Linked DNA regions of Mus musculus: regions 1 and 3 are each linked to region 2. A link is a contact called in ENCODE Hi-C or POLR2A ChIA-PET data. All regions are on one chromosome and are shown on one strand. The core of a region is the stretch at or near the end of the contact, and the rest is flanking DNA. Distances in the headings are between cores, read along the strand shown. Region 1 holds the start of 4930528D03Rik (RIKEN cDNA 4930528D03 gene). Region 2 overlaps Golm1 (golgi membrane protein 1). Region 3 holds the start of Etohd2 (ethanol decreased 2).

Evidence for each region. Hi-C counts contacts between places; a loop is a spot of excess contacts on that map. ChIA-PET counts read pairs that join two places held with the same protein, here RNA polymerase II (POLR2A).
Region 1: POLR2A ChIA-PET joins it to region 2 with 14 read pairs in embryonic stem cell. The contact joins the promoter of 4930528D03Rik here to the enhancer-like site in region 2. A Hi-C loop is called at or near these places in 6 of 37 maps with a recorded cell type or tissue (T-helper 17 cell, adrenal gland, heart and 2 more). POLR2A ChIA-PET finds 5 or more read pairs at or near these places in 3 of 5 experiments (Patski and embryonic stem cell).
Region 3: POLR2A ChIA-PET joins it to region 2 with 30 read pairs in embryonic stem cell. The contact joins the promoter of Etohd2 here to the enhancer-like site in region 2. POLR2A ChIA-PET finds 5 or more read pairs at or near these places in 4 of 5 experiments (Patski and embryonic stem cell).

Annotation. Positions count from the first base shown.
Region 1 is chr13:59,730,794-59,735,390 of GRCm38, reverse strand. 4930528D03Rik (RIKEN cDNA 4930528D03 gene) reads right to left here and starts at 1,741. Exons shown (of 3, transcript NR_045977.1): 1 at 1,683-1,741; 2 at 553-1,455. It overlaps Spata31d1d (spermatogenesis associated 31 subfamily D, member 1D), which reads left to right and starts at 3,639. Exons shown (of 4, transcript NM_177711.3): 1 at 3,639-3,868; 2 at 4,568-4,597. The coding sequence starts at 3,671.
Region 2 is chr13:59,655,672-59,660,126 of GRCm38, reverse strand. All of the region lies in intron 3 of Golm1 (golgi membrane protein 1), which reads left to right. Among named protein-coding and RNA genes, the nearest start is that of Golm1, 18 kb to the left of the region's middle. Within about 2 kb of position 2,912, at least 1 of the 3 ENCODE cell types and tissues checked has a DNase peak (open chromatin) inside an H3K27ac peak, as active enhancers do; it is left cerebral cortex, where a contact is called at or near this core.
Region 3 is chr13:59,767,163-59,771,636 of GRCm38, reverse strand. It overlaps Etohd2 (ethanol decreased 2), which reads right to left and starts at 1,671. Exons shown (of 2, transcript NR_015349.3): 1 at 1,291-1,671; 2 at 1-710. It overlaps Isca1 (iron-sulfur cluster assembly 1), which reads left to right and starts at 1,848. Exons shown (of 4, transcript NM_026921.4): 1 at 1,848-2,013. The coding sequence starts at 1,933.

The DNA.
Region 1 (4,597 bases), core at 492-2,991, 76 kb before region 2:
ATCCCTTCTGAGGAGCGACTGAGAGCTGATGGCTGGCAGAGAAAGGACAATCCCTTTCTGGGGGGGGGGGGGTTGTGGGAGGAGTTGTGGGAGGAGTTGTGGGAGGAGTTGGGAGAGAGGATTGGGAAGGAACTGGAGGTGAAAGAAATGATGCAAGCATCATATACACGCATAAATATTAAATAACACACTCAGTTTTTAAAATAGAAGACAAAAGATAGTAACCTCTGATCCCACCACATACATGCACACACATGCACATACATCTGAACACAGGTGTGCACATACATCTACCCACAAATACATGCACACACATCTCCAAACCCTACAAAAAAAAAAAAAAGAGCTCTTTCTTTTAAAAGGTGTAATCTTAGTCGTTGGAGGGAATCACTGCCCCAACTTAGGACTCAGTATGTCAAACAGGGATCTAATATACTAATCTAAGATCCAGGAGCTGGGAGGTGGGCTAGTTAGTTGGTTAAAGTGCTTGCAGCACAGGCACAAGAGCCTGGATCTAACCCCCAATACCCACCAGGCCTAAGAAATACTCACTAGGACGATGATAGCATCTTCAACAGACAGAGTGTGTCTACATGTAGAACGTTAAACTAGATCCCCATCTTCTCACCCCACACACCAGGAAGCTGCAAATGCATCAAGAGTCTCAATGTAAGACTTTGAAACACTGTAACCCAAATCCTTGTAGTCCAAAGTTGCACACTGTCCTTCTGTCACCCTGATGCACCTTACCAATTGCAGTCTGTCCTTGATGTTTCTGATAAGTGAGTCTGCCCAGTGCCCACACTTGTAGTCTCCCCTCCCCCAGTCTGAAACCTGCTTGCTCAGGGGTGGAGCTTGCCAGCTCAATCGTTCTGCCACGCCCACTGCTGGAACCTGCAGCTTTGCTGTTCCGAAGCCATCACGTGATCACCCTGCTACTGGACTCCAAGATTATTTGGCGGGAATTGGGCCCCTCCCACTTCCTTTATAACTGAGTGCCGAAATAGTAAAAATTGAACCTTGAGCAGAGAGCTTTGTCTTGGTTCCTTCCTTATCTCGCGCAGCCCAGCCCCTCTTCTCTTCCAGGTTTCCAAAATGCCTTTCCAGGCTAGAACCCAGGTTGTGATCTACTGGTCAGACACAACACACACTCACATGATCCCATCAGTGGGAAGGACATCCCACGAGCCATTCAGAACATCCCGCACCCACACCCACCCCACACCCTAGTTATGGTAGCTTGAATATGCTTGGCCCATAGGGAGTGACACTCTTAGGAGGCATGGCCTAGTTGGAGGAAGTGTGTCACTGCAGGGGTGGGTGGGCTTTCAGACCATTAGTCTTCTCCTGGCTGCCTTCATATCAGGATGTAGGACTCTCCACTTCTCCAGTGCCATGCCTGCCTGGATGCTGCCATGCTTTCCACCATGATGATAATGGACTGAAGCTCTGAAACTGTAAGCCAGCCCCCATTAAACGCCGTCATTTGTAAAAGTTGTCTTGTGTCATGGTGTCTGTTCACAGCAATGGAAAACCTAACCAAGACACTAATGTTTGCTCCACTACATCACACTAGAGTACCCAACCTGTTCTATACCTGACCCCACAGTACTCAATGTCTCACACTTCCCGTCCCACCCAGCCCAGCTCCTACTGCTCCCCATCTCCGCCTAGCTTCCTACCTTCCGAGCTGCCAGTCAACCAACTTCCACAAGTCACCCTAGTCTGATGCCAAGCAGTTGGACCCCTTTTCCTCTCATGGAGCTCTTGCCCAAATCCCAATTATGAAGTCACATGACCCACCAGCATTCCCATCTCTAGTGTCACAATAGTGCCTGGTGCCACCACTCACTCCAATCCCTACTCTGTAGAATGTCCTGACTTACTCCAGGCTCTCAGTGGTGTCACCCCCTCTAGCTGTGACACCTGTTCTTATAACCTACCTCCTAGCCTTCAACAGTCATTTCTGTTCTCACCATATCTGCATCCGCCTGTCTCCACAGCCTTCCTTGTTCCCTGACACACTATAGTGATGACACATGGTGGCCCTTGCTTGTTCCCCTGTTCACCCCAGTCTTCCCAGTGTGCCAAGTCCTCTATACCTGCTGTGCACACCAAACACACACCAAACCTCACCTCACCTGCTCCTACTCATCCTACCTTCTAGGAAAGCCAGTTCAAAAATCACACTGGTCAGTGTATCAGGCCATGTCCTGCCCCCCCCCCCGTATTGTCACACGCCCATCTCACCCTAGTCTGTGGCCCTCTAGTATGCTATCCTGCTCTGTCCCTAGACCTAGACCTATGACATCTTTTTCGGCCACCTGACCACCAGCCACATCCTAGTCTTCCAGGCTGTCATACTCCCCAGTTCGCCCTCTTCCACTCAGAGTACCCCATCATCAACATACACTGCTAGCCTACTCTGCCATTCCACTTGTTAGCCTAGTCTTCCCAGAAGCCTTGGTTCCTATCTCACCATATTCAATACAGTTCCCCAACCCAGTTTAGTTCACAGTAACCGACCATCATTGTCATCCCTGGTCTTCATCTCACCCTGATACACTTCCTGCTGACCTGCCAGCTCACCCCGCCATCCAATAGTTACCTGCTTTTCCAGGATCTGACACACACCGTCCCTCAGCTTCCCTCCTACCCAGACTGCTCCATCCCCAGGTGCTCAACTCTACCCAGCCTGACCATCCCACAAATATACATTTGCCTACCAAAATAGATATACAATGTATCCGTTTGTATACAGTTCCCCCTGCTCACAAGAATTCTCTGGTTTCTATTCAGCTTGCTTACCAGGATCTCTACCTCATCCAGGTCTGTAAAGCATACTTAACTCCCAACAATCCACAGATCACACAGCCTGCTGGGTTTCCTAAGACTGCAGCTAGGTGGACTGCTATCTGATACTGTCCCCCTCTCTATCCTATACCACCCAACACAGCCCATTCTGTGACTAACCCGAATCCTTCCTGACCTGGCTTCCCAACTGCATGGCCACCAAAAGCAAACAGTGTAATCATATTCAAAAGAAGGCTTGAAATTTTCACTATGTATATCCCGAATTTATGACAGCTTGGCGATTTTAGTCTGTCCCTCTGACTGAAGACACTGCAAGATGACTCAAACACAAAAGTTGGTCATTGGGCATTTGTGTGCCCAGCCTACTCAAGCTCGCACAAGTTCTCCCATGTCTATTCAGCTTGCCTACCAGGATCTCTACAAGTAAAGACGTGGAAAAGGAAGTCCGTCTTGTAGCTAATTTGGTGAGAGGGAAAATGGTCCTGAAGATATGTGGGAAGACAGTGTTCCTGTTGAGGCCAACCAAACAACAGCAAACGTTTCAAGGAAGATCCCATGTCAGGGTTTGTAGGCAGGAGAACTACGTGGGTCCAGTTCAAGAGCTGCAAACAGTGAAGGCCTGTGGTGAAGCCCCAGACACAGAGGGAGCAAACGGAAAAGTTCCCTGTAGAAGTGATGAAATCAGGGTGGGGGCATGAAGGGGCTGGGGTGGGGGTGGGGCGGGGCGGGGACTGAGGGCTTAGCCTCCTCCCCGCCCTCACAATGGCTCTATGACTCTTCCCTGCTCTGTGATGCAGGCCTGCCCACTTACAGCCTCAGCTCTCAGCTGCCTTAGGCAGCCCCTGAGATTCACACTATGAAAAAGGTTCTCTCCATTCTCAATAGCTCCATTCTAACTAGCGCTAAGGAATCATGGTTGAGCATTGGCTCCATCTTCGTGGACATTTACCCCAAATGCATCATTCTGAGTGTACTTGGGCTGCTGTTTTTGTTCCTAAGGTACCTGATACTGAAACCCTTCTTACCCACACAGACCAGCCAAGGAGTCAGGAAGGTAAGGCTGTACGGAGACTTCCTGGGGGCACTCTCTTCTTTTGTAGTCGCTTTTTCTACTTTCATGTTATCCAGTGAGTTTGGCTGTCTGAGCGCAGTACCTGAGCTGTTACGATACTGTGGAGAGGAGAGAGCACTGCGGACTTAGAGCAGGAAGCCTGGGATGGAAGGCATTAGTTTCATCTGATCTATAGCCTCCCTCCCTGGGTGTCCATGTCCAGTGTAAAGCACCCATTCCTGGTCTTAATGGCTTGGCTCCAGGCGTCAGGCTTTCTAAAAGAGAACTGTGTCTGCTGACATTGGGTCCCAGGCCCCAGTCCTGCCTCAATATGTTCCTTCAGCCCCCTTCTCCTGGCCTTCCAACTATGGCTACAAGGGACCTCTGAGCAGAATCTGGAGCCTGAGCTTTGAAAGTGTCTCAGGGGCAGCATCACCAGAGCCCTGGCCCCAGAGTCTGTGCTGCTCAGCTCAGGACGTCATCTTGATATTCCCAGCCTGAAACTTGCAGATGAAAATCTTCCTTTGTTTTTCCTAAAGAAGGAAAAACCTGAAAATATTCTATTACCTTTGAAAGTAAATAATAATAAAGATAGGCATTAAACTCGCTTGATGGGAAATTATAATGTTCTTGGTTAATGGACGTTTTGGGGATCCTAGGGAAAACATCAGGAAAAAAAATATGTTTTCTTTTTGTTCACAGCAACAAGGCAGAGCTAAGCGGGAAAGGAGA
Region 2 (4,455 bases), core at 1,663-4,162:
TTGCCACCACTCACATACATAGGTGGCCATGTTCTGAGAGCAAATTTGGACCTTGTCCAGGCACTGACCAACCTGGGTTTCCCTGTCTTGGGAATTTGAGCCCTATCCCAGAGACTCTTTGATCTTTGAATAGTTCCGGTTGAGTCACCCTTCTCTAAAATGCTCAAGACTGGAAGCGTGTTCAGTCTTGAATGTTTAAATTACATATATCTATATTAGAATAGCCTCTCCCGGTTGAACACCCTAAACCGAAAGCCTCCAAACTCAGAGTTTATGGAAGGTGAGAGTTCCGCATTTGGCTTGAAGGCCCATGCCTGCCTATTGCCCTGGCACCTGAGGATCTCTTGAGCCCAGGAGTTTGAAGCCAGTCTTGGTAATCCCATCTTAGAACACTTCTTTAAGGTTTTAGATTATTGCTCTTTGTATTAGAGCTGCCTGGCATGTAAGTACATTCAGGTGAAAAAGACTTCAGCTGGAGCTAGGGATGTCTCAGTAGCAGAGCAACTGCTGAGTCTGCTGGGTCCCAGGCTCAGTGACAAGTCTTCAGAAAGTAAATCCCACAGTACGCTTTTGTTGCATAAGAATCATTCATTTTGAAGAACCCATATTAAAAGAACCGTATGCTGCTTGTGTAATATCACAGCATTCTTGTGTTAATTTGTTTTCTCAGTTACCCACAGAGGGCCTCCATTCCCCACAGAGGGCCTCCACTCCCCACAGAGGGCCTCCATTCCTCACAGAGGGCCTCCATTCCTCACAGAGGGCCTCTATTCCCCACAGAGGGTCTCCATTCCCCACAGAGGGCCTCCATTCCCCACAGAGAGCCTCCATTCCCCACAGAGGGCCTCCATTCCTCACAGAGGAACTCCATTCCCCACAGAGGGTCTCCATTCCCCACAGAGGGTCTCCATTCCCCACAGAGGGCCTCCATTCCCCACAGAGGGCCTCCATTCCCCACAGAGGACCTCCATTCTTCACAGAGGGCCTCCATTCCCCACAGAGGGTCTCCATTCCTCACAGAGGGCCTCCATTCCTCACAGAGGGCCTCCATTCCTCACAGAGGACCTCCATTCCTCACAGACGGCCTCCACTCCCCACAGAGGGTCTCCATTCCCCACAGAGGGTCTCCATTCCCCACAGAGTGCCTCCATTCCCCACAGAGGGCGGCCATTCCCCACAGAGGGCGGCCATTCCCCAGAGTGAGTCACCATCTTGGTCCATTTAAACCTTTCAAGCTGACTGGGTATAAATGTTTCAAGCAGTGTCTATGTGGTCCAGATTTTTCAGTGCATCTACAGTTTCATGTCATTGTAAAATACGGAATTTTCCAAAGGCTCTCTTTTATTCTCAAACATCAAACTCTGTTGTCTCAGCCTTCACGAGGACACACCTCATCAACAAACACAGTGATTTTCATTCACCCTCCACGTCTCAGGCCCAGGCTCCAGTCCAGGCTCCAGCCTGTGTGGTGGCCACCCACTCAGGGGACTATTCTGCATCTAATTCAGGTGAATGGACACAGGCACACACACCCTGGTTTCGGTCCCTACATCTCAGGTTACTTGGAAGTGGTGGTTAGATCCCCGTAGAACATGCTTTGTGGAAGTGGCTTGTTTTTCCTATACCCGTGTGGCCTGGAGTTCCCAAAGGCTTTGCTGGCAGTCATCTGAGGACTCCGCCATGTGTCTATTAACCGCACTTGTCACCTGAGAGCTCACTTGGCTGCGACAGCAGAACTTCTTCATCTTTCCCACACACCTGCCTGACTTCCTTTCACTGGCCAGGTGCCAAGAGGAAGACTTTAGGCCCATGTCTGCTAGGTCCGCCGTAACAAATGACCACAGTGTAAACAGCTTAAACCCGGAGAGTTCACCCTTTCCCATCTCACCAGGCCAGCGGCTCTCATTCGTTAGTGGAATTTTGTTTTTCTTAAAAAATGTATTTATGTGTATGTGTGTATGTGTCTCTGTGAGTATAGTGCGCACGTGTGTGCAGAGCAGATGCCACAAGAGTGCTTGTGGAGACCTCCTCTGTTGCTGTCCTCTGCTTATACCTTAGAGGCAGGGTCTCTCCTATCCTGGACCTGTGATTTGTCAGTTAGACTGAAGATCAATCAGCTGCCGCAGTCCTCCTGTCTGCCACGTGGCTGTGGCTGTTGCTGCAGTCCTCCTGTCTGTCATGTGGCTGTTGGGACCTGAGCTTGCACAGCAAGTCCTCTCCACTGCTACCCATCTCTCCAGCCTCATGGTTTGGAGGTAGTCTGACCTGAAACTTACTATGTGGCCCAGGTTGGTCCTAAACTCACAGCAATCCTCCTTCCTCAGAATCCCAAATACGAAGATTAGCGGCAAAAGCCATTATTCCCAACTCCTTATTTTCCTTTAACAGGTGCATATATGGGTACATATAAAACAAATTTGTCTTTATTTGGTTTTATTCATTAATTTACTTATCTTTAGACTTGGGATGTGGTCCTCCAGTCAGCCTCTGGAGTGTTAGAATTGTAGGTGTGAGCCTGTACGCTGCTTAAAACACATTTCTAAAGGTTTGAAACTTGGGGGTTTTAATTATTGACAGAATCCCATAAATATTCACTTGTGTGGCTCTGCATTATCTCCTAAGGTTGGAGTTCATTCTGTTATGTTTCTGTCAGAAGGCTGATTTGAGGTCTGGAGATGTCCTGCGGGTCCTGGGTCGGGGCAGGGTATTTACTGTTTGGCCCACCTAGAGGAAGAGGTGGGGAGATCCTTGGCTACTCAGTAGCACTGTTGGGACAAATGCAGAGCTTCCTGCCCATGTTTGCTTGCCAAACCTTAGTCAGAAATAGCTTCCGTCAATGTCTGTGGCATCCTCTGCTTGGCTGGTTCCTGGCAGCTGTGTGTCTGCCTTGACTTTTATACTTTTTGTGTGAGTTAATTTGCCTTGCGGGACACAAAGAAAATCCTTAGAGTGCATTTCCTTTGTGATGGAAATAAAGTTCCCGGGTCAGAAAGGACTGAACGGAAGATGTGAGGGGGATGGAGAAGAAGCTACAGAGGCCTGTTCCTTGCTTTGTGTGCAAGAGGAGCTCCCAGATGAACAGCTGCCTGCTGGTGGAGCCTGGGTTTGATTCCAGCCATGCAAATTCAGGAGCAGTGGATAGGTGGAAGGAAGGACGGGGCCTCTGGCTGGGTGATCCTCACTTACCCTAGGGTGCACTGAGGTGCTGTCAGCTTCCTGGTTTCTCCCCGAGTGACTATTCCTGGGGTGACTGAAAGCTTGTCTACTTGCCCCAGATAGGGAACCAGCAAGAAACCCAAACAGATACCCCCCAAGTCCACCGTGGTGAACCAGTGAGTTTTATTGGGGTTGCTTAAAGGAACAGGAAGTGATCCAGACAGATTTGCTTCTGTGGGGGGAAACCACTAACCCACGTGGTTAGTGCATCTTACTCGGAATGACTGTGGACCGTGGAATTGAGCCTCCCAGACGTGGTATGCAAGAAGGAAGGCTGCAGAGTGTGGAGAGGGAGCTCAGGGTTCTACGTCCAGATCAGCAGGCAGCAGGAAATGAACTGTGAGCTTCAGAGACCTCAGAGCCCACACTCTAGGGACACGCTTCCTTCAGCAAGGCCACACCTCCTAACAGTGCCACTCCCAATGGCCAAGCATTCACACACACACACACACACACACACACACACACACACACCAGTCTATGGGGGCCGTACCTATCTAAAGGAGTGCAGGGTCCCACGTGACATGCTCAAAGTTCCCTTTACACTTTCTAACCTAATACCATAAAGTAAGCGTGGAGGGAAAGCACCCCAGCAACCCTCTTCTTGATGCTATTTTCCCTTTGGTTTTGGCACGTTGGTGTCTACAGTTACTTGGGGTTTAGAACCCATGGTGGATCCATTGCCTTCCTCAGGCTGTGGCAGAGGTGACAAAGTGCTTATCTGGCTCACGGTTAAAGGCCAGTCCATCATGGCGGCTGTCACGTGGCCAGGCCTTGATGTTTCAGTTTACCCCATGGAGATGCTTCCTCCTAGACGTGCGTGCCCAGAGGTTTGTCTCTTAGGTGATTTCAGATCCTCTGCACTCGACAGGTAGGGTTAGCCGTCACAAGTGGGATCATTAGGAGTGATGGTCATGGCCCTGGTAACTTGCCATGAAACTCTGACCTCCAGGCAGGGCGTGACCACTGCCATCTTGAAACCCACACCTGCTTAACATTGAACTGACCCCTCCCATTGACTTATAGACAGCCGCAAAGGCTCCTTGGCTGCTCACAGGCAGCTCACGAGGCAGGCACTGAATGCACGAGGGCCACTCACGGCTGTGTGAGTGGTTAGTTAACAGCTAACTGTGGCGGGTGGGGAGCCTCTTCTGTAGTGGTGTACCTGCCTTAAGTTGTCCGTGCCCTTGCACGTAGCCCTTATCCCTGATTCCTAAGTAACTCAGTTAAGCTCACTGG
Region 3 (4,474 bases), core at 422-2,921, 110 kb before region 2:
GAGTCATGTCAAAATGGAAATCATTAAGAAATTGGAAATCATGGTAAAAAAATAAAAATGGTGACCATCAAACTCATGGGTTGTGCAACCGGGGCCTCCCTGCTACGTGACGGCTCAGCTGCTGGCCTGCTTCCTTTCCTCCTGCTCAGCTGCTGGCCTGCTTCCTTTCCTCCTGCCTCTGGCTGTGAAGTGACAGCGCTGCTTTCTGGCTGGAACAGTGCCACGCCTACTGAAAAAGCGCTTAGTGTTGTTTATCCCTCTGCCCCTAGAACGGAGAAGAAATACGCAGCCAGGCCAATCTTTATACCTGGTAGTTATTTTCTACTTGGATGTTTTGTCGGTTGTTGAGGGAGAGGAGTGTACTTACCCCTAAAATTAAACAGAATTGTCATGTTTTCTTCTAGCCTTAAAAAGGTTTCCTACATTTTGATTCTTAAAAAAAATTCTGCCCAGCAGCCTGGTGTTTTTGATGGCTTATACTGATACCATTAGACAAGTGAGGCACGCTTCTCAGCGGATAAGATAGCAGGCTCGCAGCCATGGCCAAGTCAAAGCTTCCTCTGCAAGCGATCGCAGGGCCAGGGCCGATGCCCTGTTCTGTTCTAAAACAGCGGAAACTCAGAATCCAGTTTTTACAGCAGGAGTTCTGAACACCCGATCTTCACCTTCTAACAGTCTCTTGCTCACTGTGAACTGCTTTGGCAAGCTTCCTGGTAAAAGATGTAAAAGATGTGTTTTCAGTGTACAGAGAAACCCTGTCTCGAAAAACCAAAAAAAAAAAAAAAAATCAGTCTGTTTTTCTTTTGCTTCAAAGGTGGCTTCTATCTTAAGGAGAGGATATCTTCCCAAGTGGAACAAAATCCTTGCAAGAGAGAGATCAATGACCGAGTGGGGTTCACAGTTTTCAGACACTAAAAATAGAGTTGAAAACATGGTGTGCCCACTCTTTGTAAAGCTATGAAGAAAGGGTCAGAACATTTTCTTAGCTCCTGGGCAGGTCTAGGCAGAATGTACAATGTCTGTCTTACTCTGTCAGTGTTCCAGCATGGCAAAGTCCCCATTTCGGACGGGGAAACTGCCCCTTCTAGTCAGACCAGTGAGATCGCACTGGAAAAGAAAACACTTGTTCTTTCCGTCTAGACCTGAGGCCGAATCCATTTCCCTCCCTCGGCCTTCCTGGAACCATAAGGGGGCGATCAGGGGTAGCAAACCCCTCAGTACTCCCCACGCCCACCCAGTTCCCGCACGGGGCCAGCTGCTGCTCCGAGATAAAGGAGCTCCCGTTCTTACGTCATCACGGGCCGCGAAGGAAGCCGAGGCGTGGTGACAGGCGCACAGCTAATCAAATGGGACCGGCTAGCAGGAAAGGCTAGCCAAATGTGCACGGGGCCCGGGATCGGGACTCAAGAACCGATGCTAACGTAGCGCCCAGGGCGCTCGCTCTCAGAGGCTCGGATAGAGCCACCATGCCCGTGCTTCCATGCGAGGCTGGTAGCTACGTACGTGCTCAGTTTTCTTGACACAAACTGCTACACAAGAGTGACATTTCAATAACTGGAAACCTGTCGTATGGTGTCTACCCGCTTGCTTTACTATCGAAGCAGCTCCAGAGTCACAGAGCCGTGTCCCCACTTCCGGGGGGTCTGTCGTTAGTGTACGCCATACGGAAGGAGCCATCCCACTTCCGCTAGCGCAGTGACCGCGAAGCCCGCAAGGTCACAGGTCACCTCCCTTGCCTCGTCAGTGATGACGGCCAATCGGCCCGGCCCGTCACTCACCCGGACTGTCCAATGGTGGAGCGGGACGGGCGACGGGAGGCGGGGCCTGTGGCGCCTGCGCAGGAGCTTGTGGCGTCAAAGTGCCCGCCGTGTCCATGGAGAGAAGTTGAGTCCCCACGCTCCAGCCGGAGGCTGCGGGTGCCGCGACGTGGACATGTCGGCGTCGTTGGTCCGCGCCACCGTGCGGGCTGTGAGCAAGAGAAAACTGCAGCCCACGCGGGCGGCCCTCACACTGGTGAGTCACCTCGGCGTCCGCAGGGAGGTGGTGGCGGCGGCGGCCCGGGGTGCAGAGCGAGCCTGGACGCGGACTAGGGTCTCCCGGCGGGCCGCGCGCGGAGCTCGATGGGGCGGACGGGCTGTGTGCGCTGCCACCGGGCGGCCGGGGCGGAGGACGGCAGTTTGCCGCCGAGGTCACGGCGTTCCCGGAGAAAGGTCACACAGGGAACGCCGCGGCTCCGCATAACCTCCCAGGAGGCGTCAGCCCCAGAGGATCGGGACAGCGTGAGACCGGGATTCATTCGGTCCAGACGCCACCGCGGAATCCGCTCCACCCAGAGTCCTAAGAGGGGCTCTTGCCAATAGTTAGTTGAAGCAAAATAGAAGGGAGTCGTGAACAAGTGAGATAATCTGTTTATAGGATAGGTCATTGTTTGGCCCTTCAGTTTGCCCCAGTAATCACACTGCATTCTGTGTTGCTTTTCCCTCCGGGACCAGCTAGTTTTCGTCACCGCAGGTATGTCATGGATTCTAGGATTGTGCAAACTATGCTCATCTTACTGAGAATAGAGTAGAATCCTCCTACAAGTAATAAATTCCAGAAAAGTCGAGCACAGGATAGGTGGTGGTTGTTATTGTCGTTGTTTGCTTGCTTAGTTTTGTTTTGTTTTTTTTTTTAATCACCATTTGGCCTATTGCATGTTACTTGGGAAATTTCGACCCGCCCCTTCTCACACCCCCCCTCTGCCCCCGTTTCTACCTCATAAGCATACATTATCATGATCCGCTGTTTTTCATGAGAAGAAATAATTGAGTTGCCTGGCTCGCACCCTCCGTAGGCCATTCCTTCCAGGAGTAACATCTCATTTGCACAGTCCTGGCCTGTGTCGTGCTTTGTAATCTTCTGTTTCGTTATGTATAGTAGATCTCAATTCACACCCTCTGCCGCGCTGCCTAGCTCAGCTGTAGAGTCTGTGGTGTTAGGCTTGGTCCTAGAATCACCTTTCCCTGATTTTCATAGGCACAGCTGTTGGCAGGCGTCGTGGTTCGTACTTGTTTTTCAAGTGTCTGGTAAACATTTTGAACCCCAGCACATAGCAAATGCAAAAGCAACGAGGTGACCAACGGCCTAAAGTGTGAGAGAGAGATAACTAGCAAACAAGAGTAATATGAGTTAGGTATTGCTTGGCCGGTACATCAGCCTGACAGCAGGGAGTCTGACATTCTGCAACATCTACTAGAAGTCAGCCATGGCCAGGAAAGGTGTGACATAAAACATAAACACTAGCTATCTGTTAGCTGATGCCAGTCGTGGACAGAATGGATGGGCTGGCACATTGGGCTGTGTGTATTTTTAGTCAGGGTTTCTAGAACTTATGGATAGTCTATATAGTAAAGGGATTTGTTACAATGACTTAAACAGTCTGTAGTCCAACTCCTCAACAATGGTCAGCTGTGAGTGGGAAGTCCAAGGATCTAGTAGTTGCTCAGTCCCATGAGGCTAGTTGTTTCAGCTGCTCTTCTGTAGATGTAGGTTCCAACAGATGTGCTGGCAAGTAAGTGCAAGCAGGCAAAAAGCAAATCTTCCTCCTCCCAGTGTCCTCCTGTAGGTCTCTAACAGAAGGTGTGGCCCAGGTTAAAAGTGTGTACCACCTTGAACTCAGAGATGATCTTGCCTTAGTCTCCTGGGATTGAAGGTATGTACTGCCTTGCCTGGGCCTAAGCTTTTCATGGCCACTGTGCCTCAAGATCTCCATGCCAAGATCCAGGTCAGAAACTTTTATCTAACAACCTCAAGCTCTGGATTGCAGGTGAGGCCTCCAGCTTTGGATTGTGGTTCATTCCAGATAGAGTCATGTTGGCAACCAGGAATAGCCATTACACTGTGGTGTAGACTGGTAAGATCTGCAAACCCAGAATGGCTCCAGCTCACCACATCCAAAAACAACGTGCTCCTTCCCACCCCCATATATCTAGGAGTTAATAGAGTTGAATTTGCAGGGACCAGAGTCAGATGTGACTGGAGAATGTGAAAGCTGCTACCTAGTTGATGGGCAGCTTTATTTCCATCATTGTACAAGACAGAGGTGGTCAGCTTTCATGACGAGAGGCTCATCCTCACCAAGCTCCACTTGGGAGCGAGCGGTGGGGCCTAGCTAGCATGCATGTTGGTACGCGCTGAGAACCTAGTTCACTCTGTATGCACTGTAGTGTGTACACTGTACTGTAGAAGACTCTGGACGCTTAGCTTCCCAGCGCAGCCTGGTAGAGAGGGGCCCAGGGTGTGTATAAGGACATGTTACTTCACTGGAGTAGGGCCAGAAGATCTTTGGAACAGCAACTAGCACGTGCCTTTGGTTTAGAAACATAACCAGGAAAACCTGCAGGTTACAACCAGGTTTCTAGTCCAGTGGTAGAACAGCCGCTTTAGGGCCTGGCGTGAGAACAGAGTGGGGTGTTGTGTGTTCATTGTAAAGAGA